Regions from separate parts of the Homo sapiens genome. Here region 1 is linked to region 2. The links are chromatin loops, found by intact Hi-C in ENCODE. Cell type or tissue: mammary epithelial cell. All regions are shown on one strand. Links, peaks and the distances in the headings refer to the core of each region. The heading gives the core; the rest is flanking DNA.

Region 1 (11,020 bases), core at 2,311-7,310, 220 kb before region 2:
CAGCTTTTTTTTTTTCTTCTCACAATTGCTTTGTTTATATTCAGAGTCTTTTGTGGTTCCATATGAATTTTAGGGTTGTTTTTCTATTTCTGTAAAAAATGTCTTTGGAATTTTGGTAGAGGTTGCATTGAGTCTGTTAATTGCTTTGGTTAATAAGGACATTTTAACAATATTAATTCTTCCAATCTATGAACATAGGGTATCTTCCCATTTTTATGTGTCTACTTTAATTTTTGTCATCAATGTTTTATAGTTTTCAGTGTAAGAATAATTTTCTTTAACTCCATCTTTTACTAATTATTGTGATCATGGGTCCATTTTTCCACTTAACTCCCTTTAGGAAAGTTCCATTAAAAGTATCTTACACTAGGCATGATGGCTTATGCCTGTAATCCCAGCAATTTGGCAGGCTGAGGTGGATGGATCACCTGAGGTCAGGAGTTTGAGACCAGCCTTGCCAACATGGTGAAACCCTGTCTCTACTAAAAATACAAAAATTAGCCAGGTGTGGTGGCGGGCGCCTGTAATCCCAGCTACTTGGGAGGCTGAGGCAGGAGAATCACTTGAACCTGGGAGGTGGAGGTTGCAGTGAGCCGAGATTGAACCACTGGACTCCAGCATGGGTGACAGAGTAAGACTCTGTCTCAAAAAAAAAATTATCTTACACTCTTTCTTATTTTACGGTGAATCAGAATGTGACAGGGCTGGTGGCAGAGGGATTGGTGTCATTTGGAGACCCATATTGTAATCTTAGTAAGAACATAGTTTACAATATGTCACTGGGTTCTTACATTACCTGCACTCTATTAGCCATGACTATTGTGGTTGCAAGCGGCAGAAACCCAAATAAAGAAAAAAAAAAACACAAAGTAATTTATTGGCTCATCTAATTATGATGTTGAAAGATGGACCTGTTTTCAGGACTATAGAGACTCTGAGAGAAAGTTGCTCTCTCTCCCTGTCCTGCTATCTCTCTCCCTGGCTCTTTCTTTCCATCTTTAGCACTATTTCTCATTCCATGTTGGTATCATTTTCCTCTATAACAAATATTCTTTTCCCTTTTGACTTTTGTGTAGTGGCCATTCAGGAATTTACATTATATGGAAGGACAGAAATAGTTATTTGGTCTCTTGTGTGGACCCTGAGAAGTCAGTGAGTTTTACAGAATTTCTTTGGGGGAATGAAATGAATCAATATTCCTTGCACCTGAAGCCTAACCATCTCACAGGACTGTGCTCCCCCTGGGGAAGAACATAAGGGTGTCACAGTCTAAAGATATCATCATCCCTTGGCCGGGCACAGTAACTGACACCTGTAATCCCAGCACTTTGGGAGGCCGAGGTGGGCAGATCATGACATCAAGAGATCGAGACCATCCTGGCCAACATGGTGAAACCCTGTCTCTACTAAAAATACAAAAATTAGCCGGGCGTGGTGGCACGTGCCTGTAGTCCCAGCTACTTGGGAGGCTGAGGCAGGAGAATCACTTGAACCCAGGAGGCGGAGGTTGCTGTGAGCCGAGATCATACCACTGCACTCCAGCCTAGGGACAGAGTGAGACTTCATCTCAAAAAAAAAAAAAAAAAAGAAAAAAAAAGATATCACCATCCCTCAACAGCATACCCGGAAGTCCTTTTTATCATGCCTCTCATATCTTATCAAATGGACTAATCTTTTTTCTTTATGAAAATGCAACTTAGCAGGTTAATCCACCAGTTTACTTACCTTAAGGATGCCCCATGTGGATCTCTCAGCCAGCTTTTATGATCACAACCTCCTTCACTAAATGTTGAGTGATTTTCATTTCCCGTGGTGCTCACATAGGTCACTACTTTAGTCAAGGCTCTTTGGGGTTTGAGGAATATATTTCTACTCACACAGGTTCAAGCTAAAGGAATTTTCATTGTAAGATTATCCTCAATAAGACAGAATAATGTTAATAATAATAATTATTATTAATAGGGTTATTAATAATAGGATAAATCCCAGAGGCCAAAGGCAGGAAGAGGAAGGACACCTCGAGAAAGCTGGAATTGAGAATTACGGAGTAAAGGGCACCATTTCTGCCCCTATCTGGGGCCCTGTGGCCTTTCTCATTTTTTCTCCCTTGTGGAGTCTGCTGTATCCTCCTTTTCTCACCTAGTCTGTCATTCCTCATAGTGGCAATGGCCATGGTCTCATTACTCCCCACATCCTGACCTGGTGCTACTGGTGACCCTCACCAACCGGCAGCTTGGTTTCCCAATTCTAAATTCTGAGAACAGAATTTATGGTCTGAGTCATGTCTCAGTGGACAGTGCCCTGTATGACACATCCGTGACTGGCCAGTAGGCAGATGATCTCCTATAGGTCAGGTTTCCTCCCCTGGACCAGCCTGGGGCCAGGAACACAGTGGGGGCTGTGGGCAGTGATTCATCCAGGAATTCTGGAAGCTAGTTAACCCCTGTTTTACTCCACATGATTAGGGTAAGACACTGGCTAGTGTGACCCACGTTTTTTGTTAAATAGGGAGGACACACATCTCACGTTCAACTGGCTACAGCCTGGGTGCTCATTTAATTCAATAAATGTGTACCAAGGGCTAATTCTGTGCCAAGGACCCTGTCCAGCACTAAGACTAGTCCAAGGTAAATTCTTTCTTCATTCTAAAACCTCTGAATTCATCTGTAGAACATACCACAGAGGTTTATCATCATTTCTTACAGCAAACACAGTACTGAGGAGAACAATATCTTCTGAGACTCCTGCAATGATGAGGTCTATGCAGCAATCTGACCCTGCACTGCAGTAATGGCGGGGAGGCACACATGCTGGATGTCAGGTCTGTCCCGTATTTGTATATTGTCATTTGATGGGTCATTTAAAACTCTAAGCTATTAAAATAAATGGTATTCTTATCATGATATGAATTCTATTCTTAGCTCATCGTAGTGTACATGTATTTAAACAGGACTTTCTGATGGAATTTTGGCTAAGGTTGGAAAGCAACCAGTCTAAATATTCCCACCTTCCAAAGGAAGGTGCTAAAGCTTCTGCTACCTGGATGGCACTTCCAAAACTGCACTCCAGCCTGGGTGACAGAGCTAGAACCTGTCTCAAAAAAAAAAAAAAAAAAAAAAAAAAAAGAAGGAAATCAGCACAAAGCTGATCTTTCCAGGCCACAGGAAGATTTGCTTTCTCTATAGCTCCCTTCCTTACATACACAGGTGCACACTCACACTCACACCCAAACCCACCAGTAGTGTGGTTCTGTGAAGGGTGGCCCAGACCTGGGGGCTGTGCAGGGAACAAGGACTCAAACTGAAGGCAGCTGCTGATTGCCTCTTGTAAGTGGAAACTGGATTTCCAACACTTTGCCCAAGACAGTACCTGAAGGCTCCAGGCTGACTCTCCCGCGTGGTCACTTGGCCCACATCTGTGCCATGGAGAGCCCATTCTAGCAGTTCCCTGACCGCTGGAAATGCAGGCCTCTATCCAAAGTGACTGTGCATTCTAGCTGCATCTCAGCTTGTCACAATCCCTCCTGATGATGAGACTTCAAGGAAACCACTTGATGAACTTACCTATTGGTTCTTAATTCCTTGAGGCATCAGCTGAAATTGAGACAGAGTCCCATCTCAGCATCCTGGTACCCTAAATCATGTTTTCCAATTGCAAAGAGCCCTTCGAGTACTAAGGAGAAATACCTGAATGTACATTAAAATCGAAGCATGTTGATGATTATATGATCAATAGCAGATGCAATTCATTGAATGTCTCCTATTTGACTAGGGTACAGACAATGTATTGGCCATTATTCATGCAATCCTATTCATTATCATCACAGCTATAAGAAATAGAAGTTATTAAGTCAACATCATAAATATAGAGCTAAGACTCAGAGAGAATAAGAAAGTTGCCAAAGATCACACAGGACGTAAATGTTATAGGTGGAATTTGAACATGTGCTCTCATCGTGAGGCCCTGGTCAGAGCAGGCCTGGAGCTATAAGAAATAGAAGTTATTAAGTCAACGTCATAAGTATGGAGCTAAGACTCAGAGAGAATAAGAAACTTGCCAAAGATCACACAGGACGTAAATGTTATAGGTAGAATTTGAACATGTGCTCTCATCACGAGGCCCATGCTTAGAGCAGGCCTGGAGCTTCTGGGTCTTTATAGGGGAATGTCTAAGTCTCACTTTCCTGGTGATTTATCCCTGTGAAGATTTTTTATCAGAAGTGAAGTTGTCTTTTTTTTTTTTTTTAAGAAAAAGAAGTAAGATTTCATTGCAGAATGGGTTCAATATATGTCTATGTTTACTTCTATGTCCACATTCGTACCCACCCTATGTCCATACCCAAACTTATACCTATTTTTATATCTTAACTTGCCTTACATCAGGGTTTCTCAGCTTTGCTACTATTGACACTTAGGGCTGGATAATTCTTTGTTGCTAGGGGCTATCCTAGGCGTTACGGGATATTTAGCAGCATCTCTGGCCTCTACCCACTAGATGCCAACAGCACCATCCATCAGTTGTGGCAACTCACTAGACATTGTCAAATGCCCACTAGAGGGCAAAATTACCATCTCCTGCCCCAACTGAGCACCACTGTCCAAGAGTAGCAACATGACAAAGTGGACCCTTGGTTTGGCTAAAGCTCTAAGATCACAGATTTCAAAGGATCTCCAAATATCAAAACAGAGTACTAAATCACTTAGGCAAGATTTTCAAAGGAAGTCACTGAAAACCAGATAGTTGTCCTGATGGCCTTCACTCAAGAGGCAACTCAAGGAAGGCCCCTGCAAAGTGATGTTGCAGAGCAAGCCTCCTTCACCCCCACTTAGAGCCCAAGACATGACTTCTTTCCCGATTTCTTCTTTCCATTTATTCTTGGCCTGTTCAGGAAGGAGATGGCAGCATCCATGGTTCTCTCATTTATCTTCTTAGTCATTTTGTTTATTACTCTACAAGCCACCCTGTTCCTATCTAATCAGGGGTCTGCTTCCTGTTTTTGTTCACTGCCATTCGCCCTGCTGGGGCGATTTTTATCATCAAACAGTATGAAAATAGAATGTTAGGAATTGGCACCCTTCTCCTGTTGAGAGGCCATGAGGCTGGCCAGCGCTTGGGCAGAAGATACGGAAACAGCACAAGACCCAGGCATGCATTGTCTGCAGGACAAACACCCAAGCATGCCTCTAGTTCCCTTCACATGGACTCCTCTCAAAAAATAAAAATAATGATGCAATTTGTTTAAACCTGAAGACATGTATTTACAAGCCCTTCATGGCCATTCTTCCTCGAGAGTGGAGGGAATTTTCATAGTTTGATGAATGGGTTCCGTCTGCCATCTGAAATGTACGCAAAGGTGGGCATTCCCATTCAAGGGTGGCTCTCCACTTCCGTTTTGGTTCAATGCCTGTAGTCCGGAAGGAGCCTTGGTTCTCAGTAATGCAGGAGAATGGAGGTGTGTGGGTGAGGACTCGTTGACTCCAGATCTCTGGAAGAGCAGGAAAACTTAATGACGTGGATGTCTTAAAAGACTTTTTCTATAGGCCCAACAGTTTTGCTATCACATGACCTTAGATGACTCATCAGATGCCTGATGGAAGAAAGGGGAGTAGTGCTCAAAATCTGTTCCATTAGTCTCCCTCTGTGACTTCTAATTCAAAGTGTTGAGTCAGTGCTTATGTGTCAAGCACCTATTGAGTGCCTGGCATAAGAAGAGCTGCTTCAGGGGAAGAGCAAGAAACAAGTCCAAGAAGGAAAAAGCATAGTTTCTATGTAGTGAATAGTTTCTTATTTTTCAAGACTCAGCCAATTTTCCATTTCTTGTACAGTTTCATTGATAAACACTGCTTGTCCATTTCTTCCTATAAAATGACTCCAAGTTCAAATATCCCGGTGATATAATTTATTACATGTCATTAGGATGCTGACCTATCGCTGTACATGTATGGCTTACATGCCTTCACTTGCCATCCCAGACCGATCGTAAACATGGTTAATTAATCAACACGTTCTTTTCCCTATTTATTGCTGTGGCCTTAGAATCCTTCCAGACAGCATCCTAAAGTAAAAAAATGCTACCTCCTTGTCCCCATTAGAAGCTTCATTCCAGCAAACACTATTATCAGCTAAGCAAAGAGCCAACTAGCTGAATTAATTCACGCTGGCCTACAAATAGCTCTTAACCTTTTCCGTTCTTTAGTATTGCCAGATAAAATACAGAACTCCCAGTTACATTTCAATGTCAGGTGAACAATAAAGAAAAGAAAATTATTAGCTGTTCCTCTGAATTTCAAATTTAACTGGGAGTCCTATGTTTTTACTTTTGAAATCTGGCATTGCTACCTAACATCCACTTTCGAAAACAGTGTTGTGAGGCTTTAAACTATGTAAATCTGTGATGTTGCCATTTTAGGCCTGGGCGACAAAGAGGTGAGACTTTTACTAGTAGATGTTGGGAGGAGAAATAATTTAGGGCCTGCTGGAATAGGAAAAGAGAGCCTTTCTTTGTCCTGAAATTGCAACCCATCTTCCTACTCTGCCTATAGACAAGCAGCAGGTATGGAGACACATCAGGATTCAATAGCTTTTGCATGAATAACCCCTTCAACATTGCTTTGGGAATGGGAGCTGGAAAGACAACCTGTCTCTAGCCAAGTTTTTCTGTCACCAGTTCTATCTTTGAGGATGTGGATTCCGCCCCGCCTGGAGAGAGCTCAGTGGCAAGGATCAGGTGGGAAGAAGAGGTGCATGACTGGAGGGGATCTTAAAATATCTGCGCACAATTTAAGGTGCTGAAAGCCAAGATGAAAACACCCCTCTGCATTTGAATGGGCTGTGTCCACATTGCCTTCTCAGACAGAGCTGGTAAAGACCAGCTTTACCTGTTATGTGCAGGTGTAGCCTTCCTGCTTGCCCAGCAGATGAATGTTCAGATGAATGCACCATGCCCTGCAAGGTGTACCATCCCCTGATTTTAAAGTATGCGGAGGAGGGCAGGTGGGCATGGCATTTGATAGAAGTTCTCCATCTCTGCCAGTAGTTCCCAAACTATGCTGCACATTAGAGTCACACGGAGAGGTCTTCTCAATCTTAATACTCAAGTTGCTCCTCAGACCAATCCAATCAGAATGCCTGGGGCTGGAGACCAGGAGTCCACATGACTTGAAGATCTCCTGGTGATTCCAATATGCAGTCAAGTTTGGGAGCTACTGGTCTATGTTTAACACGTTTTTTCTGCTCCAGTGAACACATCCTCAGCTAGACATCCAGGGATATGACCGCAAGGGAGAAGTCGCCCTTCCTTGTCCGGCCAGGGGGAGGAAGATCGAGGAGGGAGGGGGTCCCCTCAGGATAGAGTCGCATTGTTTTGTATCAGTTTCTGGCTTTCTAGCTTGGCCACGCTGGCAGAACAAAGAAGGCTTCATGCAGACAAAAGCGCACTGTTTCACCTAATGAGGAACAGTTGAGAGGTCTGGAGACAGCACCCCATCAGTGCGGGACAGAGGGCGGCAGAAGAGAGGGTTGTCAGGCCGGCCTAATGAAGACCAGTTGAGAGGTGCCGGCCAGACACCAGACTCGCCTTTCTTTGTGAGCCCCCAACACCCTCCCCCTGCCACCTTTCTGTCTCAAGAGGCTTGGCCTTGCTTCCAGAAACAGAGAGAGACATGCTTAGATTCATCTGTCACAGTGATGGATCCTGACCCCGTGACCTCTTGAGCCATGCCCTCCGGCCTCTGGATTTGACCTTTCCAAAGAGGCCCCAGTCTTCGACCAGAAGGTCCCTATTGACTACCTGCTAGTGGCCACCTGCTGAAGCAGCCCCTGAGAAATTAAAGCCGGCAAATGGTTCACCAGGGACTCTTTGAGGCTTTGCAGGAGTGCTGTGTCCGGGGCCCATGAACCAATCTCTCTAATTATCTGCTGCAGGATGCCTTTTGACTTGCAGCTTCAATGAACTGCAGGGCTTTTAAAAAGCAGCACTGTGAGATCAAGAAAGAAGAAGAGAGTTGTTAGAAGGGCCTTTGGGGTTCCCTCCTTGCTTTAAGAACTCCCTGGGAAGTAGAGAACATGTGCAACTGGGTGAGCTGGGAGGATTTTGCTCTCCAAGGACTCTAGCTTTCAGAAACACAGCCAGCTTCAACTAAAGACCCTACTTTTGGGCCTTTCCTGGAATGTAGCTCTACTAGCAGAACTGTATTTACCCAGAACCTGAGCCCCTACCTAGGTCAATGTAGACGTTATCCATACAACATTGCCATTTTGTTTTTGTTTTTGTTTTTGTTTTTTGAGATAGGGTCTTGCTCAGGCTGGAGTGCAGTCACATGATCTCAGCTCATTGCAACCTCCACCTCCTGGGTTCAAGTGATTCTCCCACCTCAGCCTCCCAGGTAGCTGGGACTACAGGTGCGCACCATCACACCTGGCTAATTTTCTTTTTTTTCTCTTTCTTTTTTCTTTTGTATTTTTGGTAGAGAGGTTTCACCGTGTTGGCCAGGCTGGTCTCGAACTCCTGATCTCAAGTGATCTCCCCGCCTTGGCCTTCCAAAGTGCTGGGATTACAGGCATGAGCCACTGCACCTGGCCAACATTGCCATTTTGTGGCATAAAAATTGTCCATATTGACAATTTCATATAGTTTCAGCTAATAACTGAATTTGAGTAAACTGTGTCTTCCCCAAATAAAGAAAAGTGATGGTATATCAGTTATCTATTGCTATATAACACATTCCCCCAAACTTAGAGGCTTCACACAGCAAACATTTATCATCTCAGTTTCTAAGGGTCAGAAATTCAGGAGTAGCTTAGCTGGGTGGATCTGGCTCAGTGTCTAGGTTGCAGTCAAGATGTCACCCAGGGCTGCAGTCATCTGAAGGCTCAACTGGGGCTGGAGAATCTGCTTCCAAGATGGCACCCTCACATGGCTGCTGGAAGAAGTCCTCAGTTCCTCACTGAATGGGCCTCTCTCAGAGTGGCTTGAGCATTTTCATAACATGGCCACTGGCTGCTTCCCTCAGAATAAATGATGCAAGAGAGAAAGCAAGGAGGAGCTGCATTGCCTTTTACGACCTAGCCTTGGAAGTGACAATCTGACATTTCCACAATAACCTATTGGTTTTGCAGGTCATCCCTATTTAGCATAAGAGAGGAGTATAAAAGTGTGTGAGTACAAAAAGGCAAGACTCACCTTGGAGGCTGGCTACCCAGGAGGGACCTTGTTTACCACCCTCCTCTGTAACATAACAACTTACTGATTCTGTGGCTACTTCCTTTCCACACTTTGTGATACATTTTGGTATTATCTGAAGGGTGAGTCTCTTTGCCACCTCCCTCCTCCTCCCTCCACCATATTAAACAGGAATCTGGCTGGCCAGGAGGTCTGAAAACTTGCAGCTTGGGAAGTAGCAGGAACAGAGAGCACTGGAAAGCACAAATGTCCTTTGCTGTTCAGCCTCCATGATTTTGGTGCCCACATCCTCATTTAAGGGAATTTCAAGCCTATGACAAGAGGAGCATTGGTACAGCATTCATTTTGTAACTGATTTATTCCATATAGATCTCCCAAGAAACTCTAGCTTATACATTTTCTCATCAGTAATTATGGATAATTCACCCACCATGCACATAACAAGACAGTGAATAGCTGCTACTATTTACTCATTGTTTACTGTGTGCTGGACCCTTGACTAAGGGCTTTGCTTGTCTTACCTCATTTCATTCTCATAAGCCTTGGAATGTAGGCATTATTATTTTCTTAGTTTATAGTGAATGAGATTCAGAAAGGTTGAAACTTTTCCACTCTCACATGGCTACTAGGTTAGGATTTGAAAGCAAATGTGTAAAATTGGAGTCTGAGTTTATAACCATGATAATGAACAAGTTTGAATATAGGAGAGGGAGAGGTAGAAATAGACATCCAATGTGTTGGTTCATTTTGGGTTGCTATAAAGGAATACCTGAGACTGGGTAATTTATGAAGAAAAGAGGTTCATTTTGTTCATGGTTCCACAGGCTGTACAAACATGGTGCTAGCAACTGCTTGGCTTCTGGTGAGGACTGGTGAGGAGCTTTTATCCATGGCAGTAGGTGAAGGGGGAGCAAGTGTGTCACATGGCAAGAGAGAGGGTGCAAGAGAGAGACGGAGGGGTGCCACACTCTTTTAAACAACCAGTTCTCACATAAGCTAATAGAGGGAAAACTTACTCATTACTACAAGGAGGGCAACAAGCCATTCATGAGGGTTCCACCCCCGTGACCCAAACACTTCCCACTAGGCCCACGCTGGTAATCAAATTTCAACATGAGATTTGAAGGAGACACATATTCAAACCATATCATCCCCTAACATCCACTCCACACTCATGGCCCAGTGATTTTAGGATTGGTTTCTGCTGTGGCATTGCAGGTTGGGTTCTTTGGAAGCTAATTCTGAGATGGAAATTATCATGTGGGATATTTTTTAGGGAGCGCTCTTGGGATTGACATTTTCAGAAGAGAGGGAAGAAACCAGGGTCAGGTGGAGATAGAGGCTGAGCTTCTGTGTAGTCCCAGGGATGCCCTCAGTCAACCCTATGGGGTGTTAGGGAGCTGAGATGGCCCTTCAAAGATGTCCCAAGTTGGAGTGAGAAGTCTGGTCTCGTACCCTTGTGTTGACCAGTCACTGACTGCCCTCCTTGGAAATCTCCAAAGAGAGGGGATGTCTGTGGATCACCCATCAGCAGAACTCCTAACAATGGTGGGAATAAATTCTTTATTTGTGAAGGGGATCACAACATTCTGTATCAGCTTCTAATCTAATTGAGAAAGTCACACATACTCATAGAACAGACTCACAGATGAATGGAGACACATACACACTCTCCCACACTCATCGTTGGCAATTCCACGCAGCAGTAGACGATAAGTTCAGCTATAGGAACTTAAATAACTGTTCAGAGGAGGGGAGAAAATGCATTTGAGAATTTCACAGAAATTTTTATTTCCTCTGAACTATCCCTGATTATCAGTGTTAAATCCTTCTACCTCT
Region 2 (11,020 bases), core at 1,922-6,921:
ACCCTCGTGATCCACCCACCTCGGGCCTCCCAAAGTGTTGGGATTACAGGCAGGAGCCACCGTGCCCAGCCAGACATGCACCTTTTTTTAAGAACCCATGCCCTCTTCTAAATCACATTCCAGATACCTGGGACACAATAATTTCCTGCTTTTGCAGCCCTAAATCTGCATCTAGGGTTGGTCCTGGCTTTTCTCTGGGCTCCCTGAGGATGATGAGATTTCCGGTGTATGTACCCTCAGACCTAAGGGGAGGTGAGGAGGCCACTGTTTAGGTGGAGGGGTCTCAATGGAGCTTCAATGTGCTTGTTGGCATGTCCACACACATCTGCATGTGTCTTCTGACAGCGTGGGATGAAACTGGGGGTGGGAAAAGAAAGGGGCCAGTTGTTGGCCATGGGCTGGTTCTCTCCACACCCCCACATCCGGGTAGAGTGAGTCAAGGAGTCTGAGGACTCAACATTCAGTCCTGGCCTCTCAAGTCATTACAAAAGCATATTTATTCAGATGAGACAATGGAAAAAATATTATTTGACAGTTAATTAGCTTGATTTATGACTTTTTAAATTTTTTTTAGATTTTTTTTCGAGACAGAGTCTTGCTTTGTCACCCAGGCTGGAGTGCAGTGGCGCAATCTTGGCTCACTGCAAGCTCCGCCTCCCAGGTTCACACCATTCTCCTGCCTCAGCCTCCCGAGCAGCTGGGACTACAGGTGCCTGCCACCATGCCCAGCTAATTTTTTGTGTTTTTAGTAGAGACAGGGTTTCACCGTGTTGGCCAGGATGGTCTCAATCTCCTGACCTCGTGATCCACCCGCCTCGGCCTCCCAAAGTGCTGGGATTACAGGCGTCAGCCACCGCGCCCGGCCTGATTTATGACTTTTCAAATGGTCTGAAGACTTTTCATTTGTTCCCTTGTCTTGGCCCTGGCAAAAGTTATGCATGAGCCTGCATGGCTCCATGTGCAGGCTGTGTGTAACTTTGAGCAAGTTGCTTAACCTTTCTGCGCTTCAGTTTTGTTAGCTCTAAATTGGTCAAAATAACAGCATCAAACTCATAGGATTATTTTCGGTATGAAATAAGCTAATTTAAGTAAAGTGCTTAAAATAGTGCTTGGTACATGGGAAACACTAAATATTTGACATGATAATTATTTTGGCTGTTATTATTGCCATTATTATTATTATTATTATTTTATTTTTTTAAATATTAGATTGTTCCCAGTCTTTGCAAACCTGAACAATAATTCAGTGAACACCATTTTAAATGAATATCTGTACGCATTCATAATCATTTCTTTAGAAAAAAACATTTGTTAGGAAATTTTAGGGTCAAGGAGGGTGCACATTTTAAAGTCTTTCGATATGTTAATGAGCTGCTTCTAGAATTAAATTGGTTGAACGTATTATTCATTAGCTTTAATTCCCTGACCGTTGAGGGTTTGGGCACTAAATTATCCAGGTTGTTAGTGACATTTCAAACTTAAACTCTTAGTGGGAGAATGAAAGAAAAGCTGGATTAACCCGAACAAAAACTAATTAATAGCGGTCCGCTTAGTCCAGGAAATCAAAAAGCATATAATGAAGTCAAATGCAAATCTCAGAAGTTCTTCAGTTAACTGTTGACTGTGTTCAGTGTAGAAGAGATTCTTTAGATCTTTTCCTTTCCTTGGGAAAGGCTGTGGCTGCAAGATTTTATCCCACCTCCCCCTCCCAGTCCTAGCTTGCCTCATTCACCTTCCAGCACAAGGGTTTTCATCCAGCGCCTGGAGGAGTTCTGCCTTCACTTCACTCATCTTTCCCTTGAGAAATCAATACGCTCCTGTGACTTACTGTCAGCCTTTGGCAGCTGGAGATTCAGAGAGGTGGCTGCATACAGCAGGTGGAGTTTTGGGGCAGGTGTTATTTCCTTTTGGAAATGAGCTCTGGAAAGGTGACAGAAACCAATGGAGTTGGATATGGGGTTTAGTTACTCCAGAAACCCCAGGAGGACAATATATCTCATGTATTTTCATCTGACTTTTGGGATGTCTAATTTCCACCTGTACCAAGTCTGGGGAAGAGGGACGACATGAATAATGCATTGCTGTTGGCCCAGGCTCACTCTGTGGCCTTCTCCATTCTGCCCTGTGCCCACAAAACTGACCCGCATGGGTTACTTCAATGGGCTCCACTTCTCGCTGGCTCCCATTTGGGTTTGGCCAAAGGGAGGCACCCACTGGAGAGTGGAGAGAGGGAGGAAAGAGGCTGGGGTTCGTTCTTCCCTCCAGGTGGTGGGTTTGCAGTGGCTCCTTTTCTCTAAGGAAGGCAGGTCACATCTTCTGTCTTCACTCTCCTACAGCTTCAGCTTTCACCAGGTTCTGATGACCTTGCAGGCATAAGGGTGGTAGGTAGTGTGTTTCTGATTTTCCAGAAGGTTCCTCATCATTGCTAGCTCCTCTTAACTTTGTCCACGGCATTGTGAATAAACTCTCTCCTTTGGGGTGTGCTGATTATTGCCAGGGCTCTGTTTAAGACAAAAGCTCCATGGATTTGGCTAACTTCCAGAAGGGGTCATGCCTACGGCTGTCACAGCACAATCAAGGGGCAGTAGAATGTGGCAGTTAAGAGTCTGGGCCTTGGAATCCAAGTGGCTGAAGTCCTGGTTCTGTTACTTCAAAGTTTTGTGACCTTGTACATGTGATTTTGTCTCCCTAACCCTCAGTTTTCTCATCTCTAAAATGCAGTTAATAATAGTACCTATCTCCTTAGGTTGCTTTTTTTTTTTTTGAAACAGGGTCTTGCTCTGCCACCCAGGCTGGAGTGCAGTGGCACGATCACGGCTGTCTGGGTTGCTTTGATGAAGCAATGAAATGGTACCTTTGAGTACCTGGCATATAGGAAGAACCATTGGGGAAAGGTTTACCATTATTATTATATTACTATCTGTTTCATTTACGTATTGTTGCATAACCAACCACCTTAGAGCTCAGGGCCTGCGAGCCTGCCTGTGGGCCTGTTCTTTGGGCAGTATTTAGTGAGGCTGACTTGTCTCTGCTTCATATATTGTCTGGAATCTCCATGGAGGGGTCTGCCTTGGTGAGGAGTGGCTAGGCCAGCTGGGTGCCAGGTGGTCGTGTCCTCTCAATTGTTCCCTGGGTGGTCTCTCTAGCATGGCAGTTCCAGGGTGGTCAGACTTCATACATAGTGGTGTCCTGCCTCAAAGTGAGTGTTCCAAAGTCTGAGAAGAAACTCGAGGCTTCTTTTGATTAAGTGTCAGAAGTCAACATCCCTTTTACCACATTTTATCAGTCAAACAAATCAATAGGGCCAGCATAGTCTCCAGTATAGAGGTATGAGAACTCACTTCTCTCCATAAAGGTAGAAGAATCTGTAGCCATTTACATTATTCATTGAAGGGAGCAGTGTGGGTTGTTGTGTGCTACAAATTAAAAGGAAAATTTGGGGATTTTAAGCCTACTTTTAAACTTTATTTTTTTCTTTCCTACTTTTATTTTAGGCTCAAGGGTTATATGTGCAGGTTTGTTATATGGGTAAACTGTGTGTTACAGGGGTTTGGTGTACAGATAATCTTGTCACCCAGGTAATGAGCAGAGTATCTGATAGGAAGTTTTTCAATCCTCACCCTCCATTCTCAAGTAAGCCCTGATGCCTATTGTTTCCTTCTTTGTGTCCATGTGTATTTGATATTTAACTTCGTCTTATAAGAGAGAACAGGAAGTATTTGCCTTTCTGTGCCTACATTAATTCGCTTAGGATTATGGCCTCCAGCTCCATCTATGTTGCTGCAAAAGACATGATTTCATTCTTTATTATGGCTGCATAGTATTCCATGGTGTACATGTACCACATTTGCTTTATCCAGTGAACCATTGATGGTAAGCTTACTTTTGAACCCAATTCAAATTACTTTTATCAACAACAACAACAACAAAAAGATAATGGTGACTTATTGTCTCATGTAACTGAATAATACTCCTCTGAAGTGTTATTTGATCTAAGACTCATGGATTGACTAGGCTGCCTTTCTCTTCAACTCTCAGGCACACTCCATCCACATGACAGGCATGGTGGCCAGTGGAGAACCACAGTTCACATTCTCCAGCTGAAAGCCACCATCTTTCCTATAGAAAAGTCCTGGGAAAGTCTGAACAATTTGCTTTCAGTTAAGTGTCCACTAGTGTGATGGAGGTGTGAAGGGATTGTTGATCCCAGTCAAGTCACATGAAGTGGGTTGCCAGCAGAGAAGGTGGGCTCTGAGACCATCACAGGAAGGGAAATAAGGAAACTGTGATAAAGACAAAACCAGTGTGGCCACAGTCTACCATAAACATCTCACACTCTGCTATTCTACACTGAATTCTGATGCTAACCACCAGCTGGTGTTAGCACCAAGTCCACAAGTGAAGGACACACTCCCCAGTAAGACTATACTCACTTCCGATGCTAGCCACAAGCTTGAGGGTGTCCAGGCCACTCACACTTCTGACCAACTGGCTGAAAATTCAAGAGTGCATGACTCTTGAAAGGGGCTGGATAATTTGCTAGAATGACTCAGAGAATACAGGAAATAACTATACCTAGAGTTATAGTTTTATTACAAAGGATACAAAATCAGGACTAGCCAAAAGGAGAGACACATAAGGCTGAGGTCTGGGAAGGTCCCGAACACAAAGCTTCCGTGCCTCTCCCCACGGAATCGGAGTACATCACCCTCTTGACACATCAGTGTTTTTGGTCATCAGGAAGCTCCATTAGTTTTGGTGTCTAGATTTTTTATTGGGGTTACATTGCATAGCAATGATGGATTGAATCATGGACCACATGGTCAAACCTGGTCTTCATCAGCCACCCCTCCCAGTGGTTAGGCTGTCTCGAAGCCTCAAATGTCTAACTGTGTGATTAGTGTTTCTGGTTGACCAGCCCCCATCCTGAGTCACCTCATCTCTTACCATAAACTCAGGTATGGTCTGAGAGGCTCATGAGTAACAAAGACTCCTATTGCTCAGGAAATTCCAAAGATTTAGGGTTTCCCATTTAGAAACCAGAGACAAAGCCCAGCCAAATTCCTTCCTTTTTTTTTTTTTTTTTTTTTTTGAGATGTAGAGACAAGGTCTTGCTCTGTCATCCAGGCTGGAGTGCGATGGTACAATCATAGCTCATTGCAGCCTTGGACTCCTAGGCTCAAGCAATCCTCCTGCCCCAGCCTTCTGAGTACAGGCATGCACCACAATGCCTGGGAAATTTTTTTTTTTTTTTTTGTAGAGACAGAATCTCATTATGTTGCTCAGGCTGGTCTTTAACTTCTGGCCTGAAGCAATCCTCCTAACTTGGCCTCCCAAAGCACTGGGATTACAGGCACAAGCCACCACAGAGCCAGCCTCTCACACTCTTTACTATGCCACACAGGCATTGCTTCATGTGAAATATAAAATTCCCTTAATAAAGCATCATCACACCCACTTAGAAATGAAGACATTGTGGGTATTCTGAGATAATACAAGAATTGAGCCCTTGTTTTCTTGAACCCATGTTTTTATTTAATTTTCTTTTCTTACTATACCCCAATACTTACCTCTAATGAGAAAGCTACTTTGTTGCAAATAACTGCCTCAGTCACCTCCATCTCTAACTGGCAAGTCCCAATTATTCTACACTAAAGGAATTATCAATTTTAGTGAGGGAATTCCACTCCTTTTGTCTTGTGGAAGATTCTAGGAGTTAAAAGTTCTGAGTTGCAGTCCCAGGTCTGCACATTAGGTCAGTTGGATGCATCCCCTTACCTCTGGACTCAGTTTCTTCATCTGAAAAACAGCTAGCCTAGACTGACTGCCACAGAGGATCTTGTGAGCTCTGAAAGTTTCAGAACTCACTGCCGCTCAGCTTTGCAATGTGGAAATATCACTTGCCATTGGGATGGCCTGGGAAAATTAAGAATACTTTCCAACAGAGGAAATCTACACCCAGAAATTCCCTCTTTTATTTGTCCATTCACAAATATATTTTCAATACCTGTATGTGCCAGGCACCACATGAGATGCTGGAGATGTAGCAAAAGAAAGGCATATTTAGAGCCTATCTTTATGAATTTAAAGAATAATGAAATCAGACATTAATCCAATCATTCAAACATGATAGAGGAAGTAGGGTGTATGGGGCATAAGATAGGGAGAACTAGGCTGGGCGCGGAGGCTTACGCCTATAATCCCAGCACTTTGGGAGGCCGAGGAGGCAGATCACGAGGTCAGGAGATCGGGACCATCCTGGCTAACATGGTGAAACCCCGTCTCTACTAAAAATACAAAAAAGTAGCCGGGCATGTTGGCACGTGCCTGTGGTCCCAGCTACTTGGGAGGCTGAGGCAGGAGAATCGCTTGAACCCAGGAGACGGAGGTTGCAGTGAGCCGAGATCATGCCACTGCACTCCAGCCTGGGATATGTAGCAAGACTCCATCTAAAAAAAAAAAAAAAAAAAAAAAAAAAAAAAAAGATAGGGAGAACTAACTTAATCCAAAATCAGGGAGGGCTTCCTGGAATAAGTGGCATTCAAGCTAAACGATATTGAAAAAGAAGGGTAGAGCAAGTGTCCAAGGGTGTTGCCGGCAGAGAAAAGAATCCCCATGAACACCACAGCTTGAAACATCCAAACTATCCTATAATAGAGGGAATAAATGTCCAGCCTAATTTAAGCCTTGAAGTTTTTGATTGAATGAGCAACTGGATGGCTGTATATCATTCCTTCTATTAAAATGTAAGCATTTTAGGGACAAGGCCGATGGATGCTTCTAAATCCTGGTACCTAATGTTGGGTACACTCCAGTTTCTCAATAAATTCTCTTTAACAAATAGTTATTGGTAGCTACGGACGCTGGTAGCAGGGGCTTACAAACTAAAACTCACACTTATTAAGTGCTTCCTATGTGCCAAGCACTGTTCTAACTGTTACTAGGATAAATTAGTTAATTCTGATAATCAACGTTTGTAAAAACATCCTCATTTTGCAGATGAGAAAACAAGGGCACAGAGAAGCTAAATAACTTTTCCATCCCAAAGTTTGTACAGGTATTAAGTGGTAAAGCCAGGTTTCAAATGCCAGCAATCTGCTCTCAGCTACTGTATCATGCCTGTGTTGGAAAAGGAAGAAACGCAGGATCTTACCCTTCAACTCAAACCACTTAAAACGGGATAAAAGTAATATTTGTGAAAAGAATGTCACATCATCTGACTTTTTGATTCTAAAGTTCAGTTAGACCAGATATATTAAGTCAGATATTAAATTTTTTTAAATGTTTCTGTGCAACAGATATTGTGGAAAGGAAATAGTGTGCATAATCTCATTTGATTTTCAAATAAACTCTAGATACAGGGGCTATGACTATAATTCCCATTGGAACTGAGATTCAGAGAGGCTAAGTAACTTGCCTCAACTTGCCCAGCCAGAAGGAACAAGGTGTACCCAGTTGATGTGAATGCAGGCCCTGTCCACTCCACTATTCAACTCTAAAGCCAGTTTATCCACAACCCGAGACAGAACACCAAGGTACTGTGGCTCAGCGTTTCATATATTTTAAGGCTTTATGTCCACTGGAGATCTGTGGCCGAGTCCAGACATAGCCTGGAGCCAAGAAGGTGTCTGCCTCAGTTGATAAGTTCCTTCCAGCCCTCGTATAGACAGCCAAATGCCTCACACCCTCCCCTGGCTCCTGGAGGAATGACTTTCACACTAAAGGGAGGTGGAGACGGTTCTTATCTTGACACTTCAAAGAAAGCCTTCCCCCTTGACATCTTCCTGCCCTAAATGGTGCTGATGTGGAAACCTGGTGATGAAGGGTTTGCCTCTTTCCTTTGATCCTTGGGCAAGCTGGGCCATTCCTGCTCTTCCAGGCCTCAGGAATGCTGGCCCCACTCGCTCAGCTTCTTGCTTCCTATAATATTTACAGCTTTAGATGGCTCCTTCACTTTTTCAGTTTTATCCAAAGTCAATTGCCAGGGGGGTAAGAACCAAAAAGAAAAGAACTCTGCATCTGGCGGCAGAGTATAAACAGTTTAATCAGCTGGATGGTTCTGAGGTTGTCAGATGCTTTTACTACTCATGATCTAACTCTGGGCCTAAACTTTCGTCCCTAATTTTGGTGTCATGGACCCCCATCATAATCTGTTGATAGCTATAGACACTCTCTCTGTTTTTAAATTGTGCACAAACAGTGAAATCTGTGAATGCAATTTCAAAGAGCTCACAAGCCCTCTGAAGCCAATCCCTGGATTTCTCAGAGGGTTTGTGGATTCAGATTAATAATGCTTCCAAGCACAACTACTGCCACTCAGAACAGGACAATAGTTACACATGCTGTTCTGGAGTTAGACAGACCTGAGTTGGAATCCTTGCTATCACTGTTTCTTCGTACCTTAGTCAAATTACTCAACCTTTATGGCCCTCAATTTCTCCTCTGTACAATGAAGATGGCTCTAGCCCACGTCTCATACAGTTGCCGTGAGAATTACATGAGTTAATGGATGTAATATGTTTAGCATATGTATTAGTGGTAGTAATAGCTCTGTTGGTGAGTACCATTTTTGCACATGATTTCCTGCTTCTTCAGATGCTGTCCCAGTAAAGAGACCTTCAGGAGAAGAGCTACTTTATGAACACAGGCCCCAGTTTTTTCATCTGACAAACGGGTTTGTCGTAACACCTGTCCTGCCAATGCACAGACTTAATCAGAAAGCACAACCAAGCTAAAAGAAAGGAGAGTGCTCTGTTAATTACAGATGCCATAAATGTGTGGCTCTGAGATCATTATCATTCTGTTTGATGGGAAGTTTTGTGGGTCTTGAGTTGGGGGTCTTCCAGATACTTGATATTTCAGGGAGATGGGACCAAGAGGGCTAGCTTCTTGGTGAATTACTAACCCTAAATTTCTTTCATGATGCTAATTAATATTTTACAAATTCATCAACTCAAACTCATAAAAAGTTATTCTCTGTTGATCTCCTGGAGGGAGGAGATAAGATGGATATAAAGGAATTCATTCAAAGTGCAAAAGAAAGGGGAGAGAGATATTGAGTCAATATGTTTATCTGAGCCCGTGAACCCAACTCAGCCCAGCTAAGCATTTTGACAGAAGGTTACAAAGCAAAAATGCTGGTGAAGAAAGAAGAGTGATCCATAAAGGAGGAAATTCTGATCCCTGGAATTAACCCAGCATCTCTCCATTCCTCCTTTTGCATGACAGGCACTCTTGTAGAGCCTGGAGAAATCAGTCTGAACGAGGCTCTGGCTTGGCTCTAAGGAGCGCTGAGATGAATAAGAATAATAGCAGCAATCATAGCAGACATCATGCTGTGCTCTTTCTAGTCGCCAATCACTTGCCAATATGTGCAGAACACCTACTATGTATCAGGTAATGAAATCAAGCTCCTTCTCTTTCCTTGGCTTCCTGGAAGCTGATGGAGTCCTTTTATCTTTGCCATGAATGCAGGAGACAAGTTAAAGATGATACCAGACAAAGAGTCATAGAAAAGCCAGCCAGGTGAGGAGGAGAGAGGGAGCTGTCAGCTGACAAAATTTAGAGAGCCCTTGTTCATCCAGTTCAGCAAAGACACAGTTTCACCATCCACATCATTAGCAGACAGCTGCATGGGGTTGCAGGTTAATTTATGGCCCGGAGATTGCTGCCTGTGGCATAATTCACCCAAGGAAGTAAGGCCTAGGTCAATATATGTTTAAGTAAAAAGGTTCTGGAAAGCCCCAAGGGGTCAAGCTGAGAAAGCAGCCTCCTATAGCCAAGACAGGAGATGCTAGGAGAAGCAAGAGTGGAACAGACAGTAGGAAGGGAAGGAAGGCGGTGAGAACCATCTAGACTCAGTAAATACAACTATTTTAGTCCAACTGCAGCCCTGTAGCAGGGTAAGAACAGGAGAGGCCAATGGAAGGAACTCATAGTTCATCTGCCTGTTTTCTTTCATTTAATCTATTTAACGCACTTAATGGAGTCAATGTTGTTTGAACATGTATGGATTTAGCATACTTAATATGTTTATTTATTGTATCAAGGGAACAAATGACAAGATCACATATATATATATATATATATATATATCTTCATCCACCCATCTCTTTCTCTATCTCTCTGTCATATCTGTTATATCTATCTATCCATACATCCATACCTCTCTCTGTTTTTCTCTTTCTATCATATTCATGTCATCATTATCTATTTACCTATCCATCTCTCTCTCTATCCATCCTCTCTCTCTTTCCATCATATCCATGTCATCATTATCTATCTATCCACTGTCTATCTATCTATCTGTCTAGAAAAAGATAAATAGTGCAGTGATAGAAATAAATAGCTGGTACAATAAAATTTTGATCTGTGCAATTTTGTCAGATTCTTTCATAGTTTTTAGAAAACTCTTAGAAAGGTATAATATTGATCTATTTACACACACACATTAGTTGTTGCTAATTAAATCACTTAAGCACTGCACTAAGTTTTATGTGTAGCATCTCATCTGATTGCTAACAGCAATCCTGCAAAGCATATAGAGTTAGTCCCATTCGAAGATGAGAAAACCGAGGCTCAGAGAAGAGGTTTTTCTGCCACTTAAATTCTCTGCCTCATCCTTGCCCCATCTGCATCATGGGTATTAAACTGTCTGACTTTAGGCATCCTGGAGCTTCTCTCAGATTTCCAGCTTCATATTCTCTAAAATGAGAGTTTGCAGGGCAGTAGAGATAGATGGACTTGGATAAGGAGTAAGTGATTTTCCTACGAATTTACATCACTTTGTTCAAGATGCTCCACAATGCAAGAAACCATTTGACTTTGGGGCACTCCTAGAAAATTCTCTGTAAGTGGTTAAGCTGGGTATAACAGAAGCTAAAGGTTACCGTGTGTCTACCATGTTCTTGAACCAGAAACCAGTAATTTTAACCACCAGCCTACAGACCTATTTTTTAAAGGTTAATTAGAGAAGTTGGGAGGGCAATAAGAATGAAGTCTGCAGCTATTATTACTCCAT

What was found. A loop is a pair of places that touch in the nucleus more often than their neighbours do. Peaks named below come from ENCODE experiments on the same cell type or tissue, not always from the same donor. Only the 100,000 strongest peaks of a DNase experiment are listed, where the experiment ranks them.
Region 1: a loop joins it to region 2, with 3 times the contacts of the local background. A loop is called at or near these places in 3 of 110 quality-filtered maps.

The regions. Positions count from the first base shown.
Region 1 is chr12:114,931,294-114,942,313 of GRCh38, forward strand. It overlaps LOC124903079 (a long non-coding RNA gene), which reads right to left and starts at 2,289. Exons shown (of 2, transcript XR_007063586.1): 1 at 1,726-2,289. In mammary epithelial cell, for the core only: a CTCF peak has its summit at 4,546 (motif pointing right); DNase peaks (open chromatin) are centred at 2,368 and 5,628; H3K27ac peaks cover 451 bases.
Region 2 is chr12:115,151,287-115,162,306 of GRCh38, forward strand. All of the region lies in intron 1 of LOC124903081 (a long non-coding RNA gene), which reads left to right. Among named protein-coding and RNA genes, the nearest start is that of TBX3, 470 kb to the left of the region's middle. RefSeq lists an enhancer at 7,576-8,077. In mammary epithelial cell, for the core only: no CTCF peak of the experiment used is centred there; a DNase peak (open chromatin) is centred at 4,805; H3K27ac peaks cover 2,711 bases.